2 separate regions of the Homo sapiens genome follow, and region 1 is linked to region 2. The links are chromatin loops, found by intact Hi-C in ENCODE. Cell type or tissue: endothelial cell of umbilical vein. All regions are shown on one strand. Each heading gives the region's core, and the rest is flanking DNA. Links, peaks and the distances in the headings are about the cores only.

The links. Peaks named below come from ENCODE experiments on the same cell type or tissue, not always from the same donor. Only the 100,000 strongest peaks of a DNase experiment are listed, where the experiment ranks them.
Region 1: it touches region 2 in a loop (2.5-fold over the local background); 1 of 110 quality-filtered maps calls a loop at or near these places.

Annotation. Positions count from the first base shown.
Region 1 is chr1:215,403,444-215,407,851 of GRCh38, forward strand. No RefSeq gene overlaps it. Among named protein-coding and RNA genes, the nearest start is that of KCTD3, 160 kb to the right of the region's middle. In endothelial cell of umbilical vein, for the core only: no CTCF peak of the experiment used is centred there; a DNase peak (open chromatin) is centred at 1,928.
Region 2 is chr1:215,280,171-215,284,578 of GRCh38, forward strand. No RefSeq gene overlaps it. Among named protein-coding and RNA genes, the nearest start is that of KCNK2, 200 kb to the left of the region's middle. In endothelial cell of umbilical vein, for the core only: no CTCF peak of the experiment used is centred there; no DNase peak of the experiment used is centred there; H3K27ac peaks cover 845 bases.

The sequences.
Region 1 (4,408 bases), core at 283-4,282, 120 kb after region 2:
ATGAGAACAACTAGGAACAGGGCCTACTGAACTGAAATTTGCATATAACATGAGCTAGAAATAATTTTTTTAAACACTGATAATTGTCAGTTATTACCAAAGTGCAGCCTAGCATATTTTGACTGATAAAAATGCAATTTTCCTTTATTCATATAAACAATTGTATTAGTTTGCTAAGGCTGCCATAGCAAAGTAACACAGACTGGGTGACTGAACAGAAATTTATGTTCTGATAATTCTGAAGGCTATAATTCCAAGATCAAAGTATTGGCAGGGTTGATTTCTTCTGACGTCTTTCTCCTTGGCTCATAAATAACCATCTTCTTCCTGTATCTTCACAGTCTTCCCTCTGTGGCCATCTGTGTCCTAATTTTCTCTTCTTTACCAGTCACGTTGGATTAGGGCTCACCCTAATGGCCTCATTTTAACTTTAAATACCCTATCCCCAAATACAGTCATGTTTTGAGATATTAGGGGTTAGGACTTCAAAATAAGAATTTGAGGGGACACAAGTCAGCCCATAATATTAATAGTAATGTTTGCTCACTTGATCTAGGCTGCATTATTTTACCTAACTTACCGAGCAGAAATATAAGCCTCTATTGTAACCATGATTTTGACCAGAAGCTAGTAATTAGTTTGAGATGATATCGTATAAGTATCTAAACCAACTTAATTCACCTGGCATTTGGGGTCAAAAAAATAGAATCATTTATTATTAGTTTTTGTAGGTCATCAATATCCAACAACTACATCCATGTGGATCCAAAACAACTATAGAAATGTGTATAATTGATCAAATAAATAGGATTTTTATTTCATTTAATAAAATATAACCTCTGCAAAAACAAAAACTGCATTTTTTTATTAAAAAAGACTGTGATAGTCAAATAAATACATTGAACAATTCATGAATGAGAACCAAAAATCCAAAACCTTTCACTGACTGGATTTGCATAGCCTAAGAATATTAAGTATAACTCCTCAGGCCGGGCGCAGTGGCTCACGCCTGTAATCCCAGCACTTTGGGAGGCTGAGGCAGGTGGATCATGAGGTCAGGAGATCGAGACCATCCTGGCTAACACGGTGAAACTCCGTCTCTACTAAAAATACAAAAAATTAACCAGGCATGGTGGCGGGCACCTGTAGTCCCAGCTACTCGGGAGGCTGAGGCAGGAGAATGGCATGAACCCAAGAGGCAGAGCTTGCAGTGAGCCAAGATTGTGCCACTGCACTCCAGCCTGGGTGACAGAGCGAGACTCCATCTCAAAAATATATATATATATATATAAAACTCCTCGAAGATGGCATTCATATGTGGGAGATGTCTCAGAAAGAAGCATACTTCTAGGATATGAATACACACACCTCCACAATTCTTATCTACTTAGCCTCATCATTACTACCCTACTAGTAATGGGTTGGATAACCAATGTCATTGAAAGAATTGCAAATTAAAAAAAAATTCTCAGTGCCCCAGAAAGCCACTAGAATTTGAGGTATAGGGAGGATGCTAAAGATAAGGGAGTAACAACTGTCACTAGTAGAATGATAGTAATCATTTTACTGTGTGGTAATAATAGCAACAATACCTGGAAAAATAACATCCTTGGATCATTCCAGAGATCTATGCGATAGTATTGAATTGCAGGCTTTTCTCTGATACTGAGTAGAGGAAGAGTAGCCCTCCCTACTAATGTTACTGTGGGAATGCAAATCATGAAAAAATATATATGGCCTATAAATACTGTGCTCAGGTCATTCAAAAAAAAAATTAAAACTCTTGTTCTACAAGTTGTAATTCATGGATGACTTGAATATGGAGGAGGAAATATAGTACAATTTAAGGAAAGAACTGAACTGGAACACATAACACATTCCTTCCCATAACACATTCACTGTGTTATGGTTTTCTGATTCATCTTCATGATAAATTAGCCAAAGGGTCTTGGGTGAGTCACTTAACCTCTCTGGACCCCAGTTTCCTCATTTATAAAGCCAGAAGCCCAACAAAAGAGCTACCGAGACTCTTGTCTGATTGAAGTAAGCAGTTGCAGAGGCAGAGCCTGCCTCTTTTGACCTATTTGCCCCCAGACTTTCTTCTGGCAATGCCAGTGTTCCTTGGGACCCCTCCTTGGAACTCAGGCTTCTCAAACCACTGAACATATCTCATCTAGAAATAATCTGTGGTCAATCCCATTACTGGATTTATATCCAAAGGGATATAACTCATTCTACTTTAAAGACACATGCATGCATATGTTCATTGCAGCCGTATTCACAACAGCAAAGACATGAAACCAACCTAAATGCCCATCAGTGGTAGACTGGGAAAAGAAAATGTGGTACATATACACTATGCAACACTATGCAGCCATAAAAGAAGAACAAGATCATGTCCTTGGCAGGAACATGGATGGAGCTTGAGATCATTATCCTCAGCAAACTAACACAGAAACAGAAAACCAAATACTGCATAATTCTCACTTATAAGTGGGAGCTAAATGATGAGAACACATGGACACATAGAGGAGAGCAACGCATACTGGGACATTTTGGAGAGTGGAGGGTGGGAGGAGGGAGAAGATCAGGAAAAATGAATAATGGATACTAGGCTTAACACCTGTGTGATGAAATAATCTGTACAATAAACCTCTATGACACAAGTTTACCTATGTAACAACCTGCACTGTACTCCTGAACTTAAAATAAAAGTTAAATTTAAAAAAGGAAAAATAAAAGCTCTCTGTGGTCCTCTCAGTCACTAAAATTCTGCAACCCATGTGAGATTATCTCATTATTAAGTTCCTAAGTATAAACTGACATTTATAGTTTGTCTGGAGATGCAAATTTGCCTAAATTTTGAGAGGGTCATTCATTAGTCAATGCTTTTCCAAACATTTAGATATCTGCTGTTCCCTCTCCTTGAAATTCTTTCTGTTCTCTTTTATTCTCCCTTCCCATAACACATTCACTATTTCTATTAGAAAAACTCCTGCTCAACATTACAAACCCTATTCAGGGTTTCCTATGTTCTCTATGAAGTGTTCCCTACTACCCCATCTAAACTTCTGCTGGCTTTCAATCCAATTCCTCCATTTTTCTTTCCTTTGACATTATCCAAACTTCTGTGTTTCCATGGACCTCAGTGTCCTGTGATTATTTCTTTATGTAACCACTTGTCTTTTTCTGGCAAAAAAAAAAAAGAACCTGTGTCACTCATCTTTACATCTCTGTTTGCCACACCTAACACTGTGCTTAATTGTTATTAGTATGCACTCAAGAGTTTTATTAGACTGACGAGATATTTTGAATATAAAGCAACTCTGTAATAGTAATGCACAGAAGCCAGTTAAGGGGTGAAACTGAGTTCACAGAAGCCCCCATATGGAGCTGAGTTCGTTAATTTAATAACAACCAGATCTGAATTCTTCCTTAATAGATTCAACACTGAGGAAGTGGGATGGGAACAGAGGTGGGCTAAGGAGTGATCTTTAGCATTGCTATATTACAGTATTGAAAATAATATTTTCCCCTTGTAAAACTTTTGCTTTATTCATTTCTCTTTAGTCATTATTATTTTTTCTGGGAAACTGAAGGCTCTTATTTGAAGATTTTTTTTTTTCTGGAGTACCCACCCTGGACTTGAGCATGATGTCCTAGAACAAAATATTCCCAGGAGAAACTTGAGTGAGGAGACAAAAACAAGGTCATTTTTAAAACAGCTTCAAAAGTTAGCCTGCCTCCAAGTTTTTTCCCAGAAGCAGAACCCAAACGCTAAAAAAGGATAATCTAGGTTAAACCACTGACTCCCGAAATGTAGTTGCACGTCTTACATGCTCATTGTTCATTATTCAAATGTGGAATACATCGACTTTTCTCTGGGAGTGAGAGAGATGGGACTATAAAAGTATGCTATTAGTGCTAATTATACTTTGCCTTTCACCTTGTTAGCAGAGCAAAGCTAAAATTTAACGTGATCGACAGGCAGTTTGACTGGGTATTCTTTATTTTAGTAGCCTATGATTTTTCAGTTTTAACTAGCAGAGAAAATAATCAATTTGATGAGGATAAAACATCAAAATGAAATGAAAATATTACAGTTATTATAAGTTAAAGCACATCAGTAGCTGATTTAGCCATCACCTGAAACACAACAACATCCTGGTAGCAGAATTCAGATTATTTAGTGAGAAAGTCTTGACTTACACTGGAAATCCGTGGTGAGTATGATGTAGTGACTTTGCCTAAACAGGAAATTGCAAAGAGGGGAGAGTAGAGGAGGCCTGCTGGTTACTGTGCAAGTAGAGTCACAAGTAAATTGACAATGTTTTGGTCTTCTTATTTCTTGGCCAGTGCAGACAAAGGTCTAGGCAAGAAGTCAAAGCCAGATGACTAAATAATTATA
Region 2 (4,408 bases), core at 255-4,254:
CACTTATCTATGGATCACTACTCAGAAAATCACTTAACTTTTTGATCCTTATTTATTCATTCATTTCTTTATTCACAGTTATATTAATATTAGACATTTACTAGTTTTGAACCAAATACTTGAGACTATATTATTCAATCTAGTATATTAGTTGCTATTTTAAAAAATCACTCCAGCTGCATAAGTAGCACTCTAGCTCGTATTATATTAAATATTTTATTTTAATTGAATCAACTGATTAATTCATCTAAGACAAGTTTCATTTTCTATTAATTTGCCCTCTACTCATCTTCAATATATTGGATCATTCTTTTAGCATAATTAATTAAGCCAACCTATTGTTTTTATTTTAGACACAAACATATAGAATGAAATAAACCTTGGAGTATTCTATAGGCAAGGATCTGTCTTCAGTCCTGTGAACTCACATTCACTTTTAATTAAGTCCTTGGCATTTAAATGTATGTCCCTCCCTAGAACAGTGATTCTCTAAGTGTGGTCCCTGAACTATCGACATCAACAGCATCTAGGAACTTGCTGGAAATATAAAATCTCACCTCCCCCAAGACCCTGGAAACCAGACCTATTAAATCAGAAACTTTGGTGGTGGGGCCAGGTTAGTGATATGTATTTTAACAAGTCTTCTAGGTTGATCTGATGCATGTTAAAGTTAGAAAACCACTGGCCTAGAATATAAGTGGCATGAGGCCTGAGGTCATGTCTCTTACTCACCAATGAATTCCCCAGTGCCTAGAAAAGTGCTTACATGTCATAGATACAGAATAAATAGTCACTGAATAAGTAAATAAATAAACATGCTTTTATCAATATATTGGAAAGAGGATTATGAGGACTAGCTCACAACTAGCAAACAAGAATAGGAGAGATAACAAACATAAACGACGATAATGTCAGAATCCAGAATGTTCTTAAAGCATGGTTTGATAGATCCAGTAAGAATAAATTTACCATGAGTGACATCAATTTTTGTATATTTGGATAAAAAATGCTTCTGCACTAATATATACTATGAATATATGATTTGATATAATATGAAAAAAATGAATTGGATTTTAACTTAAAATTCATTTGACATGAGTAAATAGTGGGTATAGCTGGAAGAAAACATGCTGATGTAATCTCTAGCTGCATTCTAAGAAGTGTGATATTCTATCTTGAACAAGGAAGGCTCCAATCCTCACTATACTGGTCAGACTTCACTTGAACTATTGAGTTCATTTCTGAGAGGAGAAACACACTAAAAGCATTAAAAGGGGAAATAACTATGATCCATCCATTTATGTTTTTTTAAAAAATAAATAAACGAAAACACTAGTAACTGGGACTAAACACTCAGAATACAAGCAGGAAAAAGACACAGTCACTGATTTTAAGGAGCTCACATATGACAGAGGAGCCAGGCACCTGTGACATATATGAAGCATGGAGCTCTCATCAGGTAGCGTGACTGCTATAGGGAAGGCTTGGTCAACAGGCTCTGTGGGTCAGGAAATTTACTGGTCTGAAAAACAATGTTCTTTCAGGCACAGTTTTAAAAATTGGAAATCTCCAGCCTAGAGAAAGTAGGCAAAGTAATAGCTGTCATAAAATATTTGAAGTGCTGTCATAAAGGTTCCAAGTAGCACATAGGATTGCGATGGACATAACTCTGGGAAGATAGAAAGTTTGACATAAGAAAAAACTTTCAAAAACTGAAAACTGCCAAAACTTGGAAAGAATTTCTTGAGGGAGAAAAAGGGAACATAAGCTAGAGACTACGCTAAGGAAGAATTTAGCTTTGGAAAGTGATTGGAGTTTATAACTTTTATGTTCCCCTTTACTTGGAGATTCTATATAATTTACTGTGTTTCTAGTTAGGACAGAGAGAAAACTAATTGGTTTCGTTTTCTTCCAGTTTATTTTAAAGGCAAATATCTTTTAAATGTCTTTAGTTTTATTTAACCCAGAAGTCCTTTGACTTAGGGTTTATTTAACCTAGAAGTCCCAAATTCAATAGGTAGAGGACAAGCGAGTCATGTAAAATAGACATCCAGGTGACAAGAGAAGAGTGGAGAAGGGTGAAGAGTGGAACTGGAGTATAGATCAAAACTTCAGGGTGGAAGGAAGCAAAATCTATCCATAACTCGGGGACAAATCTAGGAGAATGTGGACAGCCAGGCAAAGAAATATAGTTTGACATCAGAGGGGACTACTGGAGTTTCTTCAGTATAGGATGATGTGATGAAATCAGCATTTTAGGAAGACTAGGCTGTCAGTTAAGTACTGTGAGGATTCAACTATTAAATAGGAGCCAGATGTGAAGTTTAGAAAGTAAAGGTGGAAAAAGAGGGCAATACATGACCCATTGACAAACAAGGTTCATCAGGACTTGTTCACTGACTGCAATTGCAGTTGAAAAAAAAAGGAAGGATCCAAAATTATCGGACGATTTCAAGTCTGTGGACTAAGAGAATGGTGATACCATTGACAGAACAGAGGAGTTGGTAAGGTATTTTATGGAATCTAGATGCGAACATCCTGAAAGCATTTGAAAAGTTTCTGTGTCATTTCCTTCCTGATGATTTCCTCTTAGATTAGGAGAGATGCATTCCTGAAGAGAATGATTCAGAGATGTGCAGAGTTATAGCCCTAGTGAGTGAAAAGCTTTTCTTCCATTTCATTTCTATTGTCTGAAGAGACAATCATTAAACTACCTTAGCTTCTTATCACTTCATCTTTTGTTAACTTTCTATTTATTCTTTTAAATTAATAACAGCAAAATAATTTTTTGACGTTTTTAGATGTTGTCACTATTTCATTGTTGTTTGCAGCAAGTCATGCACTGGTTTTCAAAGTGAGTAAGTTTCTTTAAGGTCTTTAAAATTACATTATAATATTGTTTAGTTTTTTGTATATTAAATTTGTATATTAAAAATAATACTCTATGTTAAAGAGAATGTGGTATAATGGTATTTCTCTTACATGACCAGTCACTTCTTTCACAAAATATTTAATATGAAGAATTTCCTTCGTGTATAAAAGAAAATCACATATACTGTTAGCAATTTTCAAGTAATGGACAATCTTATCTCTTCCCTACCTACTTAGCCCCTATCTCAAATTATTTTAAAGAAAATTCTATACAGCATATTATCTCTAAACATTTCAGTATGCATCTATAAAATATATGAAATCATTTGAAAATATAATCACGATGTCATATTGCATCTAACAAAATTAAAATTCCAAAATATCATGAATACCCAGCTATCTTATAGTTCTATAATATATTTTTTGCTTCTAAATCCAAATTAGGTCTATACATTGTATTTTATTGGGATATTTCCTAAATATTTTAAAATCTATATATACTCCTCTGATATCTCTATTCCTTTTTTCTTTTGGTTAAAGGGACTGTATTTTGTCCTATAGAATTCTTCACAGTCTGAATTTTTCTGATTGCATCACCCATGGGTGTCATTCTACCGTTGTCTCTTTCCTCTATATTTCATTTAAGTTATTAGACAGTTGGAGTAGTTAAATCAGTGTCAGGTTCAATTTTCTTTCAGGCAAAATTACTTCTTAGGTGGTGTTTTGCCCCATTAGAAGATACATGATGTCTGGTTGTCCCTCTTTTTGTGATGTTAGCAGCCTTTGATGATTATTTTCATAGTGTAAATTTTTACACAAGACATTATTCACAAAGACAATGCTAAACATTTTCAGCACCTACATTGCTTTCATGGAGCTTTGAAAGAATTACCAATAATTTCAACTCTTCCTTATTTATCTCTTATAACATATTTTTGTGTCCTAAATAATTCATTTAACAAGTAATTTAAGAATAAAAATTTTTTTAATAATATAAAAGTTAGAAAACAGTATTTGGTTATTTGAATAATTATATACAGTAGGTGTGCAGTTTCACAGAGCTCATTTACCTGTAAGTATTTTCTGTTTCCTTTGTTTCTTCCATGTCATCAATTATTCCTTTAAATAAAGTCTTGCCATTTTTTGTCAAACTCATTCCACTGATGTTACAGACGGCGAATGTTCACTGACATTGGGAAGGCTGAAAGTTCTAATTTGCTTATTTATGTTTTAGTTTTCTACAGTGATCAAGCTGCCCTGCTGGGTTTTCTAGGTCGTTGATAACCTCAGTCCACACTTTGGAAATAAGAATCTCTTATTTCATATTCAATATTTTGTTTCCTAATATAATTTTATTTAAAATTTATACATAATTTTGACAACCAAAGTTTAATAATTTATATGTTCATAATAAGATAAGAATGTGACTTAAATTTTTGTTTTCATATTTCTTTGACTACCAATACACTTGGCTTATATTTGGCTCATATTCATTAAAAATGCCACTTCCATATAACTTCCTGCATTTTAAACATTT